2 separate regions of the Homo sapiens genome follow, and region 2 is linked to region 1. Evidence: chromatin contacts called from ENCODE Hi-C data. All regions are on one chromosome and are shown on one strand. The core of a region is the stretch at or near the end of the contact, and the rest is flanking DNA. Distances in the headings are between cores, read along the strand shown.

Region 1 (6,649 bases), core at 3,301-5,800:
CACATACCTGCAGGCGGAGACGCGATGGCAACACACACTCCCCGCTGGCTCTTCCTGATTTTCACACATACACAGACCTGCAGGCGGAGACGCACGGAAACGCCCCCACGCGGAGGCACACCCGGGCAAAATCACCCAGATGGGAGCTGGGGACGGGGAAGTGGACAAACCCGACAGATATAGACACACTCAGGGGCACAGACACACACCCGGGCACAGAGTCGGACACACCTGGGGCTCAGGTAGACACACCTCACATACCCAGGGAACAAACGGACACACACTAACCACACGCCGGAGATACAGACGTCCATAATTGCCAGGGGCACGGAGAGCCCACCCACACCCACTCAGAGGCTAGCACACCTTAGCATATGCAGGAGTTGCCATCTGTGCCCTGCGGGGTGGAATGTGGCAGGGAGGTCGTCAGGGTCTCCGGAGCAGGCCTTGTTAGCCTAGCAGTATGATGAGGTCTTGGTGACAGGAGGCGCCTGGGGCTGTGGACTAGGAGGCCCGTGCACCAGGGCTTAGCTGTCTGCAAGCTTCCTTGACTGGCCCCTAGGGCGGGTAGCGCCGACGTTGGGCTGCCCCTGAGCAGCAGACCGGGCGGACCCCACTGACCCAAATCGGGCAGTTTCGTGGAGGGAGAGCCTAAAGGGAACACTGGAGCTGCACCGAGAGATTCTCAGGATCCCCAACACTGCTGCTGGTGGGGTTTATAGAAAGGGTCACTCTGTACTCTGCCTTTTCCCCCCGTGCTGCCCAGTCTTCCAACTTCAAGGGGCACGTGTGTGTGTGTGTGCGCGCGCGCGCGCGCTGAGTAGAGTGGGCAGTGGAGGAGGTTGGGGTGCCGGTTGTCTTGTACCCCAGTACCGGCCCTTCCTCGGATCTGTTTTCAATTCAGTCTGCTCCTTGGCCCAGACTTATGACCTTTGCAGCATGCGGCAGTATCATCCATCACCCAGGCGCCGTTTAGGGGGATGGAGGGCGCTGGGAGCTCACATAGGGTCGCTGTCACGCCTGCCGCCCTCTCTGGGGACCTGCTCTCCGGCCCGCGGGCCAGGGCTTAAGAGTCTTGGTGAGTAATGACGGGAGGGTGTGACCGTGGGGCTCGATCGGGACACTGGGTCACATGTCCCCACCCCTGGTACCCTAGCACCCCTCCTTCTAGTTCAGCACAGCCTGTTTCCCCGCTTTTCCCGCCCCCCTTCTCTCGGGCCCTTTGCTTAATTTCCTATTAACTGCTGATAAATCCAATTAAACCGCCGCTCTAATTAGGGACAGCTGCCGGCTCAGTGAGGCTAGGGAGGGGGGCGCCCCCCGAGTGTTGGGGGAGAACAGCCGCTCTCCCTGCTTCTCGGCATCCGCACACCAGCATTGCCGCCCAATGAGCCAGTAAATTGGTTTTGCCTTAGCATTGGCGGGGGTCTCTCGAGGATCTCGGGGGGCTCTGATTTTGAGTCCCTCAGACCTTGATGAATAGAGACGACCCGAGCCCTCGCGGTCCCTCCCCTCATACATTCCTGGTAGGTGGATTTCAAGGAAGGATAAGGACAGAATGCTTGATTTGCGTGTGGTTGGTGTGTGTGTTTGCCTGTGATCTGTTCCTATTCCAGCTCAATCGCGATTAAAGGGGGGGGTCTTCTTTAATGACTCCGCCCCCACCCCCTCAGGCATCCGGGACCGTCAAGGGCAAAGGGAACAGAAAACTGAACCCGGTTCTGCAGAGTCTTCTTGTGTGCTTCCCTACCCCCATCACACCTCAGCCTTCTGGAAGGGGGGCGCGCCCGTCCCAGGCCTCCTCTTCCCCAGCCCAGCTGAGCCTCTGCCCTCCCCCCGCCAGCAGCAGATGGTGCCCGGGCTCCCGCTGCCAACCTTGCTAGGCGGTGCCAACCTCGGTCCTGGCAGACAACGGGCAGACGAGAAGAGGAGCTCCTGGCTGGCCAAGCCGACCCTCCCCCACCCGGCATCGAGCTCAAGACCCCCCCCACACACGCCTGCCCCACTCCAGCGACCACCCCAGCCTGCCTCTCACTGGGTCCGCTCTCAGGTCCCCAAACTCCTCGTCTCCTTCTGCTCCCTTCCCCACACCTTCCTGCTCCTCGCCACCTGCCGCCCTGACCAGGGCCGGCGTATTTGCATATTTGCATATGCAAATAATAACATTTGCATACGGTGCTCCGCAGGGGTGTCTCCGCGAGAGCCGGTTAGCTGTCTGCCCTCCGTTCTCACTCGGTACCTGTCGGAAAGGGTTAGGGCAGGGGCCGCGCGGGTGGGGTTAGGCCCCCGGCCTAGCTAGCTCGGTTCTCGGAGGACTTGAGGAAGTGTTGCCATGGAGACGGCACGCACCCCACCCCCTCCCAGGCCCAGGGTCTCGGGCTTGGTGTCTCTGGTTGTCTCCCCTTACCCACCCTCCACCCCCTCCCCATCCCTCGCTCTCCAACCGAGATCTTGCATCGCCCCCTGGCGGCCTAGCTCGGCGCCAAGCCAGATTCCGAAATGCAAGGGGCTGCCTGCGGCTAAATCGCCAAGAGCAAGGGGGGACTTACCCTACTACAAGATCCTGCTCCCAACCGCTGGGGCGCGGGGGCGGCGACTCCAGCCCTGCGCTCCCCTTTCTTTACTGACTACAGAGGCCTCACCTGGCGGGCGCACTTCCCACCTCCCGCCAACCTCAGCCCAGATGGGTCTCAGGTTACCCGATGGTAACGAGGCGGGACAGCTAGGGAGGATTCTCCACCCCTCCGCAGGCCCTCTCCTCAACCCCAGTTAAATAACAACTTTTCTAAGTTTTGTCAAAAGTTTAATAAATTCGCAACATTCGACAGTTCGCCCTCCCTCGCCCCCGCCCCCCGCCCCAGTCCCTGGCTCCTCCTAGTAGATACGCGTTTTTTTCCAGCTCTTGCAAGCGGGGCCTGAAAGGTTTCGGGTCCGGGCTGCTCTGGGCAGCAGGTATCCGAGGCCCCAGGCTGGGGAAGGGGGCGAGAACCAGTCCCTTCCCGGAAGCCCCGTCGCGCTCAGGCGGGCCTTCCTACCCCTCCTCTCCCAGCAGTCCCGTTGCTTTCGCCCCCCTCCCCAAACTCCACTGGGCCCGCCCAGAATGGGGTGTGGGTGTCTCCCGCTTGCAGGCGCCCGCACGCCTAAATTTCCTCTAGAAAGTCGGTGGGAAACAGCCCCACCTTGCGGCCGGTGTAGACCTTGACGTAGCCGCCCGCTTCGTCTCCTTTCTGCACCACGATCTAGAAGATTAAAGGATCAGAAGTAGGAGAGGAATCAAAGGAAAAGGTAGGAGAGGACAGCAGGGGAGCCGGGGTTTACAGGGGCTCACCCTAGTCTTATTAATGGTTAAGCTCTCCAAGGAGTGTGGTGGGCTAGGGAGCATTCAGGCCTGGGATTGGGTTGGGGCAACAGCCTACCTGGTCCTTCTTGAGAGTGATCTGCCCTATCTCGCGGTTCCCCACGAAGGATCTCGTCACGCGGTGCACACGTTCTCCAGCCCGGACCCGAATGATGAAGTTTGGAGGGAAAAATCCGACCTTCTCCCCGATTTTCCCCTAGGGAAGATAGTAGGGAGAGTCCATCTCTCAATGTCGGGTTCTGGACTCAACCCACACTCCACCCTAGCCCTAGCCATTTCTCTCACCCGCCACCATTCTTCATTGGAGTCATCAATGACTGTGATCTTCTCTCCTGGCCTGGGAGGGGAAGGGAGGGGCCTCACTCACATAGCAGGTCCCCTGCTGTGCCCCGGGTCCAGCATCAATAGGCTCCAAGCCCTGAGTCCCCCCTTTTCCTTTCCCTTGGGGGAACCCAGCTCTTTCCTCTTCACTCCGCAGTACCAGCCCCCTGCCCCAAGGCCTCTCACGGGAAATCCAGATCGTCCTTCTCCAGGGCTTTGAACCGATAGAGAGCCACAAAGTAATGAGACTGCTGGAAGCCAGGCTGCTTGTGCTGGGGGTGCAAGGGAATGATGAGTCTTAGGGCTCCTCTACCCCACACTGAGGGGCAGGATTCCAAGGCAGGGACATTCACCACACACTCTACACTCCAACTCTCTTCTAGGTCCCTGAACTGAGAGAAGTGTTTTGGTCGTGGGTGGGTGTGCAAGTTGATGGAGAGTGTGGGTCAGAAGTGATGGGAAGCCTAGGAGTTAAAGAGTGAGCTTCTGCCAGGGCCATGAGTAGTGGTGTCAGAGCTGGGTTGGGGAGAGAACTGGGTTCCTTGCAGGGAGGAAGGATTCTTACCTTGTCATCAGGTGTCTTCTTCTCAGCCTTCTTATCCCCTTCAGGGTTTCCTGGGATAGGAAACACCAACAAATTGTCTGTCTCCTGGAGGGCAATTCTTATTCTCTTACCCTTTTGTGGAAGGGCCTCGTCTATCCAAAGCTGGCCTGCCCTTTGCTCCTCCACCCTCTGTTCCACAGCTGAGCCTCTGATCCTACTCCATCTCTGGATGGAGGTGGGTAACACTCACCATCCTGGGGTTTGCCTTCCTCTGGTCTGGCCGACTCTGGCTCCTCCTCCATCATGGCTGCTACAGGCTGGAGGGGGCACCAGAGTTAGGGAGACGCTGTCTTGGGAACACATGCCCTGGCTGTCTATAATCAGGTCAGAGAACTATAGAATAATGGGATCTCAGAGATCTCAGAGTTGGAAGAGGCCTTGGAGGAAATATCTAGTTCAGCCATCTGCCTAATGCAGGAACTTTTTTTTTTTTTTTGAGACGGGTCTCCCTCCGTCACCCAGGCTGGAGTGCAGTGGCGCAATCTTGGCTCAGTGCCAGCTCCGCCTCCAGGTTCACGCCATTCTCCTGCCACAGCCTCCTGAGTAGCTGGGACTACAGGCGCCTGCCACCACGCCCGGCTAATTTTTTGTATTTTTAGTAGAGACGGGGTTTCACCGTGTTAGCCAGGATGATCTCAATCTCCTGACCTCGTGATCCACCAGCCTCGGCCTCCCAAAGTGCTGGGATTACAGGCGTGACCCACTGTGCCCGGCCATGCAGGGACTTTCCCTAAAACATCCTATCAGGTGGGTCACCCACATTCTGCTTGAATGTAGCTAAATAACAGGGAATTCACTACCAGATTCCAGGTCCTTGACTATGCTGTCAGCCTTTAAAAATACTCCAGTGTGTAAGTAAAAAGTGAGCAGCATGGTCAGGCGCGGTGGCTTATGCTTGTAATCCCAGCACTTTGGGAGGCCGAGGTGGGCGGATCACCTGAGGTCGGGAGTTCGAGACCAGCCTGACCAACATGGAGAAATCTCCTCTCTACTAAAAATACAAAATTAGCCAGGCATGGTGGCACATGCCTGTAATCCCAGCTACTCGGGAGGCTGAGGCAGGATAATCGCTTGGACCCGGGAGGCAGAGTTTGCGGTGAGCCGAGATCGTGCCATTGCACTCCAGCCTGGGCAACAAGAGCGAAACTCTATCTCAAAAAAAAAAAAAAAAAAAAAAAGAGCAGCACAATTTTTATAATTCCCTTAAAAGAATATAACCCAAGAGTATGTTAGCCCTTCTGGAAGCAGCCATATCACATTGCTAGTGCCTTACAAGTCATTAATTCACTCCATAGAAATCCCTTATCTGTGTCCAACCTCCATATCAACAAGTTTGAGGCCAGATTTCTAGTTGTTTTTTGCAGTTGATTTTTTTGATCAGATATGTACATTTATCTTTTCTTTTCCCTTCCTTCCTTCCTTTCCTTCCTTCCTTCCTTTTTTTTTTTTCTTGACAGGGTCTCACTTTCTCCCCCAGGCTGGAGTGCAGTGGCTTACTGCAACCTCTGCCTCCCGGGTTCAAGCGATTCTCCTGCCTCAGCCTCCCAAGTAGCTGGGATTACAAGCGAGCACCACCACACCCGGATTTTTTATTTTTATTTTTGTATTTTTAGTAGAGACAGGGTTTCACCACGTTGGCCAGGCAGGTTTCGAACTCCTGACCTCAGGTAATCTGCCCACCTCGGCCTCCCAAAGTGCTGGGATTACAGGCGTGAGCCACCATGCCTGGCCGAGTTTTGTGCAATTTTAGGGGAAGACAATCCATTACTTCTGTCAGCTTTCCAAATGGGAAAATGACCTGCTCCATGGGATCTCTGGGAGGGACCTCGTGGGGAGGTACAGTGCTCACATTTTTCTTATCTGCCTGTCCCTTCTTCCGTTCCTTGTTTGCCATGATCACCCCAGTGCGCAGGGTTTCAAACACAGGATCATTGCGATTGGCAGCAGCTAATCGAATGGGAGGAGAAAGAAGACATTATTGGGAAGGCAGAGAAAGGCTTGGAGGAAAGGAAGGGAGAGGTGGGATTGAGTAGATGGATACCCATGTGTGTGTTGGGTGGCGGTGGGGGCGCCGCGGGGAAGATTAGGGAAGGGTCAGCTAGGCAATACCCAGGACACCAATCTATAAAGGACTTTAAAAACATCACTGGTGATGTAAAGTGAGGGAGGAAAGTATTTATTAGAACTCCTTCCAGGCAGAGCATTATATGATGTTTGAAACACAACTTTGCTTGCTTGGGAGCTGAGACATGCGCAGAATCACTATTCTCCTTCTAAGGAGAATGGGCCCTTAACTGCTGGCTTTTGTTCTGCTAAATGGCATGTGTAAGCTGAGGTGCTGCCACCAATAGGTTCTTCTTTTTCAC
Region 2 (7,006 bases), core at 2,147-4,646, 240 kb before region 1:
GAAACTCCTCTGCTGGCAGCTTCCGCTTCTGGAGAGCTGGGTGCTGCAGCCCAAAACCAGGCCGTGCATCAAGGCCACTGTTGCATTTGTGCTGGCTGACGTGGTAGCGATAGGCAGCCTCTGACTTGAAGCTCTGGCTGCACAAGCGGCAGTGGAAGAGGGCGTCTTCCAGACTTTGGTGCACAGCCATGTGCTTCTCTAGAAGATGCCAGTCCACAAAGCTGTTCGCACAGACAGAACAGGAGAAGACTGAGATGCCGAGATGGGACAGCGTGTGCCACATGAGGCTGCAGAGGTTAAGGTGACGCTGGTCGCAGACACTGCAGGCCTGGCCCTTCAAGTTTAGATGGTCAAGGATGTGGCCCCGGACCACATGGAAATCTTTGGCCAATACTTTCCCACAGGCAGCGCATTTCAGCTCTGGGGAGGCTGCCCCTGAAAAGAGACCCAGCTTCCCTGGCAGGGGATCGTTGGGGTGGACAATGATGTTGTTCTCAAATATTCCATCCCGTCGGTGAAGGGTCAGCTGCCACTGGGTAAAGAACTTAGTTTCACACATGTCGCAGGAGAAAAGGAAAATACCAATGTGGGACAGGACATGAGTTACCCGGGAGTTTCGGTCCTGGAAGTGGGTCTCGCAGACCTTGCAGTTGCCCGTCAGCAGGTCCACATGGTCCCGAGCATGCTGCCGGATCAGTTGAATGTTGGGCTCTAGAACTTTCTTGCACACCTGGCAGGGCATGGCCTTATTCTCCCGATTGTCATTCTCTCCAAAAGCCAACTCATCCTCACTGTCATCACTCAGCTCAATCACCTCCTCAGTTGTGCCTATATCCTCAGCAGGGTCTTCAAACTGCAAGTCATCATCCCCCAGGTCCTCGAGCTGGAGCTCATCCATCTGCCCAAAGCCAGGATCTTTGGAGTGCTCACTATTGCTCAGACAGGAGTTGGTCCCAGTGGTAATGTCTACTGCATTGTCAGGGGTGAGGAAGCTGTTTTTACTGAAGTCTCCATTGCTTTGAACTTTGTATGGCTGGCAGGAGCTCGTGCTGGTCTGGATGCCCGTGCTGACAGTGCCTAGGAGTGGCTGGGTCATCATGCTAGGAATGGACGTGAAGGGAGCAGGGGTGTCATGGTCTTCTGTCTTTGGCGGTGGTGGGGGCGGTTGCGGCAGATGCAGGCTATGGTTAGCGTCACTGGCAACATTCTTCTCTTCCTCTTTATAGCTCCCTCCAGCATCACTGGGCAACACATAGTTTCTATCAGCACCAAGGTAGTCCCCACCACCTCGGAGTTCTCCAAGGGGATGGGCAGGTTCTGCCGAAGGACAACTCAGGGTACCAGAGTGGCTCTCACTGGTGCTGGTCAGGGGCTTGGCCCTGGCAGTGCTCTCCAGATCAGGAAAGGTAGAGTGACAGGCCTGGAGGAGGTCCTCCATACCCAGACGCTCAGCTACCTCGTAGATGACCCCAACATTGATCAGGTCTGTGAAGAGTTCTGAAGTGTAGACAAAGCTCAGAACCTTCTCAAAGTTGGCAGGGGTGATGAAGTCCACCACATAGGTCCTGGCAGCATCAAGCCCAGTATTCAGGAAGAGGTTCTGGAAGTAGCCAGCTGCACAGGCCAGCACAGCCTTGTGGGCCGGGAAGGAGCGGCTCCCCACCACAATGGTGACGTCGCACATGGTCTCTGAGAGCCGGCACTTGTTGAGTTCCTTCAGCAGGTTGTTGGGGTGGTTGGTGCTTTGCAGTTTGATCCTCATGCCCATCTTAGCAGCTCCTATGAAATTACCTCCTTATCAGCACAGTTAATCTGTGGATAGCAAGAGAAAAAGATGGATGGCCAAACACATCCGTGCAAAAGAGGGGCTATGCAGGAGAAAATACCATCACTCTGAATGCTTCCAAGCCCCAGGTAGGGATCAGGAGTAAACTGGCATGGAGAGTTCCTCCATTATGACAAGGCAATGACATCTCCCCCTGTATATACTCAAAGAGTTATGACAAAAACCAAAACGACTGATGACAATCTGATAGCTTGGTTTTAAGCTGGTGCCTAGAGACGAACCAGAGGCATTCCCTTGGACACAATCTTATACTTCATTACCAGAGCCACTGGATCAAATTTTTCTCCTATTAATTTCCTCCCAAATACAAGCTTTCCTAATTCATTGAGCATATTCTTTTCCCTCATGATGCCAAATACCATGCACATGCTTGAACACAACTATCAAAGCTCCACTAGCTACTGAGGAACATATAAGGTGGTTCCGTTTTTTAGCTTTGTCATTGCTGTGTCTTCAACCTCTCAATAATCTCCAAATAAATCTCACGTTCTTGAATCCCCATCTCTCTCTGCCTATACTACATACCCGCTCTCTGGCCTTTCGATAACCCAGAGCCCCTCCAGATATTGCTTTATCACAGTCCCTGTATTCTGTGAAGTTAAAACACTCAGAATGCACAGTAAGAAAAGTAGAACACAACTGTGGTAGTATTTAATATTACTTTAATATGTTGTATTCTTTTTCGCCACCCTTTTCGGGGTTTATATTTTGTTGTCCCTGCACTAACAGATTTACTTGATGCCGCAAGAAAGACTTCTAATTATACAGGTAAGACTCCTAGAGGCTTGTTCACTACCACTTTCTGCCCTTTCTGACTCCTGCACGACTAAGGAAGAAGAGCTACTTGCATCCCTGTTCAGTCTCACAACTCTGCCCAACACAGCCCCTTTCTCCATCTCTCCAGATTCTAACAACTCCCAACTTTTTCTGGGGCCCAGGAAGCGTCTAAGTATTGTGGGGTACCGGCCAAGCATCTCCCGGGCCCTGGTGGCCACCCCTGAACGATGGGCGGGTCGGAGCACTGGGCAGCCAGAGGAGAGGGTGGGAGAGGGGGAAGCTGGGAACTTCCAAGGACACCCCAACAATCCCCGGGCGCCGCGGTCTCCCCTCCGGAGTCGCATCTGGGAGGGAAGGGCGCTGCATCGGCTGGGGCGCTCCCTCTGGAGGCAACGAGCGCCTCAGTCCCTCCACAAACAGCGCGGGGCTCACCCGGGTGAGCCTGTTGGGGGCATGGGGCTGAATAAGGGGCCAAGCGAGGGGCGGCGGGGCCGGCCGGGGTCGGCGCGCGGGCGGGGAGGATGGGTCCGGCCGAAGGGAGCGGGCAAGAGGGACCCCAGCAAGAGCGAGATAAATGCCGGGCCGAAGGTCGGGCTTCGGCCAGGGGCAGCCCTCGGCCTGGCCGCGCTTACCCGGCTCTGCGGCGCCCCGAGCACCATCGCCGCCGCCGCTTCACACAAAGGCCCCGGCCCGCCGTGCCCGGCCCGACGAGGAGGCGGCGCCGCCGGCCGCGGCCAGACTCTCCATCCGCCGCGCGGCTCGCCGCGACGGCCCGGGCCGCCCCCGCCGCCCGGCCCGCAGCGCCCCCCGCCGTCCCGGAGGAGGCAGCGCCCCCCGCCGCCCGGCCGCAGCGCCCCCCGCCGCCCGGGAGGAGGCAGCGCCCCCCCACGGCGGGGCCGGGTCCAGGACCTGCGCGAGGGGTGCAGGGGCTTCCAAGTCCCCAGGCTGGCTTTTTCTAAGCGCCCATCCACTGTGCGCGGGACTTGGTGCCTGAAGAGTGAAAAACCCTATCCAAACTCTCTTCACCTCCCCTGTTCTACGCTCACAGTTCCAAAAGCTTCTCCTCAGAACATCTACTATGGGCATTTTACAAAATGTTGTAAGATTGTTTGATTACTATATATCTCCTCCACTAGGCTGTGGGCTTCCTGAAGGCAGGGATCTGTGGCTTTGCACACGGCCGCAGGTCCACACTGACCCTTACCACACTTCCTGGCACAATAAGTGCTTAATACATTAAGCCTGCTTGAATGAATGAAGGAGCACTTGAGGGCTAGACCGCTACTACTGGACCCTTCTGATAATCCACTGCTGTCCCTCCTTCCATCTAGGTGGCCAAATGAAGAAAGTCACCGGATCTCACTGTACTTTGGCACCCCAGGCCTGCTTCCTGAAGCCTGCCCTCCCCAACTCTGTGTAGAACTCGATCACTCTTCCTCCCCACCCTTCTCCCAAATCATCTTTTCAAATGCTTCTGCCCAAGAATTGTCATCAAACGAAAACCACCTACACTGCCTGCCCCACCCACCACCACCAAAGACATTAGAAGTCTTCGTCATGTCGCCCTCCCTCCCTCAGTACAGAGGAAGCTCTTAGGCTCCAAGACCCTTCAGTTTCATCCTCTCTCCCATCCCATCCCAGTCACTGCCTGAAAATAGCTTGCAGCCAAGGACAAACTCCCAGGACAGGCGCATGGTAGGATTCAGTAATTCCTTGATGGATAAGTGGAAAGGAAGGGACACACTGAATGTTGCCAACAGATCTAAGCCAGTTTGGCCATTCAGCAATTGTCCATTCTCTTGATGAATTTGGGAGATTGTGTGTCCTCCTTTCCACAACCTCATTAACTGGTGGCAGACTATACTGAAAGCAAGCACTATACCAAATGCTGCCAAACATGTAACATTTGTTAGCCAGGAGATACAAAAACAGCCATAGAACTGTTCTTATAGTTTGGGGATGAGGCATCTCACTTTACCATCTAGTGAAAGGGTCACTTAGAGGTTGACACAATGTTTCAGTGGCAGGCCCAGCTCTCACAGTTGTGCAAGGTGACTGAGTCTCCCTAAAGTGGAATATCACACAGCCAGCAGGTCCAGACCTCCAGCATGACTCTGGAGACAGAGGGCTGCTGGGCTTGCAAGGGCCTGGGCCTATACAGTCTTTCTAACCAACTGCCCCAGCCATCTCTGGAGGGTTGACCCCAATAAACTTCACATGAAAACAAATCATCCAAAAGACGCAGGTGAAAGTATATACCACTTATACTGAAGTCTTTTTAAAGTAAATCACCATATAGTCACAATAACAAACATATACAAAGTTAAATGGAGAAGAAAGGGCCAGGAATTTAGTCAAGGTCTTGTGGACCAGATCTCTTTAGGCATCAACTGTTTTACAACAGGAAAGGGAGGGTCAGGATCCCTTCACACATTCTTCAAGTACAAACACAGGAATCTAACTTAACATTTGTCTTCATTTTTTTCTGGAGTCCCCAGTACTGCAATTTTTGTCAGTCCCACTAGAGAGCAATCTTTCTGCACTTAATGTTCCTACTTGCAAAGCAATTGTCTCATCTCAGCCTATAAGCCTAACTCCCACCAAGTCTGAGCAGAACCAACTCTTGTAGCTTTCATGACCCAGAGAAAGCCCCTAGACTCTGCAAAAGTGTCCCCAGTTTTAAGCCCTATAGATAGATAATTTTGAAAAGTCAAAGAGATGACTCACTGGAAAAAGGGTCTAGGCTCTGGGGTGGGGGCATTCTTTGACCTCTGGCTATAAAGCTGACATAAGTAATACTAGGGTGAGTATTCCCTCCTTTCCCCGCCCCCCACTATACAGCTGTCATTCCAAAGTGGCCCCAAGTCAGGCTGTAGGAAGATAGAATTTTCACTAGAATGAAAGGACTGCAGGAAGTGGCCTCTGGCTCTGTGGCCCTGTCCTTACACTGCCTTGGGAAATCTATGTGTTGATGTTTTATCAGTGCAATTCAGGGGCATAACAAAGGCCCCTGTACCACGCTAAGATAAGGAGCCTGAGGATTTCACTGGCTGTTCCATTAGGGTACAGAACCCCCCTTAGGATGGCGGGTGATAGTTGACATCATAGATTAGTAAAAGACATCCATACCCATGCATACCACATGTAAGTGCCTTACACATTCTGGGGACTGTTAAGTCAGAGCTGCAGGAGCTGGTAACAGGCACTTTAGAGAGGAGTGGGAGATAAATGTTTTCCCTTTATAATAACTAAGGCAGCCAGTTAACGGTGAAGATATCTGCTCCTCTCTTTCTTGGCCTCGGTAGTAACTTCCCTGTCCACATCCCATCCTAGCTGGATCAAGTTCTGTTTGCTTGTCCACAGCCCTGCTAAACTGTAAACTCTGTGTATGAGTCATCATTTCATCCCCAGGATCTGTCACAGAACCCAGGCTCAGCATTTGGAGACAAAAAAATTGTATAGGGTCATAGATTTGTCCTCCTCTGTGGCTGGGTCTCCGGACAGCCTTGATCCCCACCTCCTTCTCTAATTAAGTAGGGTCAGATTCAGGAATGAATATCTCCCAGACCCATCCTAGTAATACAAGTCATTCTGAATATTTTTTTTCTTTTTCTTTTTCTTTTTTTATTGTTTTTTTTGTTTGTTTGTTTTGTTTTGAGACGGAGTTTTTTGCTCTTGTTGCCCAGGCTGGAGTGCAGTGGCGTGATCTCGGCTCACTGCAACCCCTGCCTCCTGGGTTCAAACGATTCTCCTGCCTCAGCCTCCCAAGTAGCTGGAATTACAGGCATGCGCCACCATGCCTGGCTAATTTTTGTATTTTTAGTAGAGAAGGGGTTTCACCATGTTGGTCAGGCTGGTCTCGACCTCCTGACCTCGTGATCCACCCGCCTCGGCCTCCCAAAGTGCTGGGATTACAGGCGTGAGCCACCGGGCCCGGCCTGTTTTTTCTTTATCTAAAACTGGTCTGTAAAAATCTTTGTGTGTTAGAAACCATCTTCCAAATTCGTGTATTTATTTTAATCACTAAATAAATCTGATACTCATCGTGCAAAGCACTGTGTAAGGCACTGTTCAGGAAATAGATATATACAAAAAGATATGTAAAGTTATTTACATTTAAATATGAAGTGTGTGTATCATAAGTATGTGTGTATTTACCATGTAGCTGGAGGAGTCAAGGAACAGAAAAACCCACCAACCAAACAAGTAAACACACACACCACATCATTCATATGCAAAAATCCTTTATTGTTGAGGAATAGAGAGAGACATTATATTTTTAATGTAGGACACTACAGGAACTCTAGGGTATTCTACAGTCAATGCCCATTGGGGTTGGGGATATTCACTATGCAGTTTCCACACCAGGGTCAGGTAGAAAAG

What was found. Hi-C counts contacts between places; a loop is a spot of excess contacts on that map. Pooled maps may share reads with other maps.
Region 2: a map of PC-9 shows a loop between it and region 1 (16-fold over the local background). The contact joins the promoter of ZBTB39 here to the enhancer-like site in region 1. A Hi-C loop is called at or near these places in 2 of 168 maps with a recorded cell type or tissue (PC-9 and naive thymus-derived CD4-positive, alpha-beta T cell), 5 of 37 single-sample maps with no recorded cell type and 13 of 50 pooled maps.

Annotation. Positions count from the first base shown.
Region 1 is chr12:57,240,672-57,247,320 of GRCh38, forward strand. It overlaps STAC3 (SH3 and cysteine rich domain 3), which reads right to left. Exons shown (of 12, transcript NM_145064.3): 6 at 6,133-6,230; 7 at 4,474-4,540; 8 at 4,245-4,294; 9 at 3,866-3,951; 10 at 3,644-3,695; 11 at 3,417-3,554; 12 at 2,787-3,239. The coding sequence ends at 3,141. It also overlaps a transcript of COXFA4L2 not described here. Among named protein-coding and RNA genes, the nearest start is that of COXFA4L2, 6.9 kb to the left of the region's middle. RefSeq lists an enhancer at 1,557-2,460. Within about 2 kb of position 4,551, at least 2 of the 41 ENCODE cell types and tissues checked have a DNase peak (open chromatin) inside an H3K27ac peak, as active enhancers do.
Region 2 is chr12:57,003,150-57,010,155 of GRCh38, forward strand. ZBTB39 (zinc finger and BTB domain containing 39) reads right to left here and starts at 3,397. Exons shown (of 2, transcript NM_014830.3): 1 at 3,256-3,397; 2 at 1-1,812. The coding sequence starts at 1,768. It overlaps TAC3 (tachykinin precursor 3), which reads right to left. Exons shown (of 7, transcript NM_013251.4): 7 at 6,851-7,006. RefSeq lists silencers at 3,066-3,215, 3,236-3,595.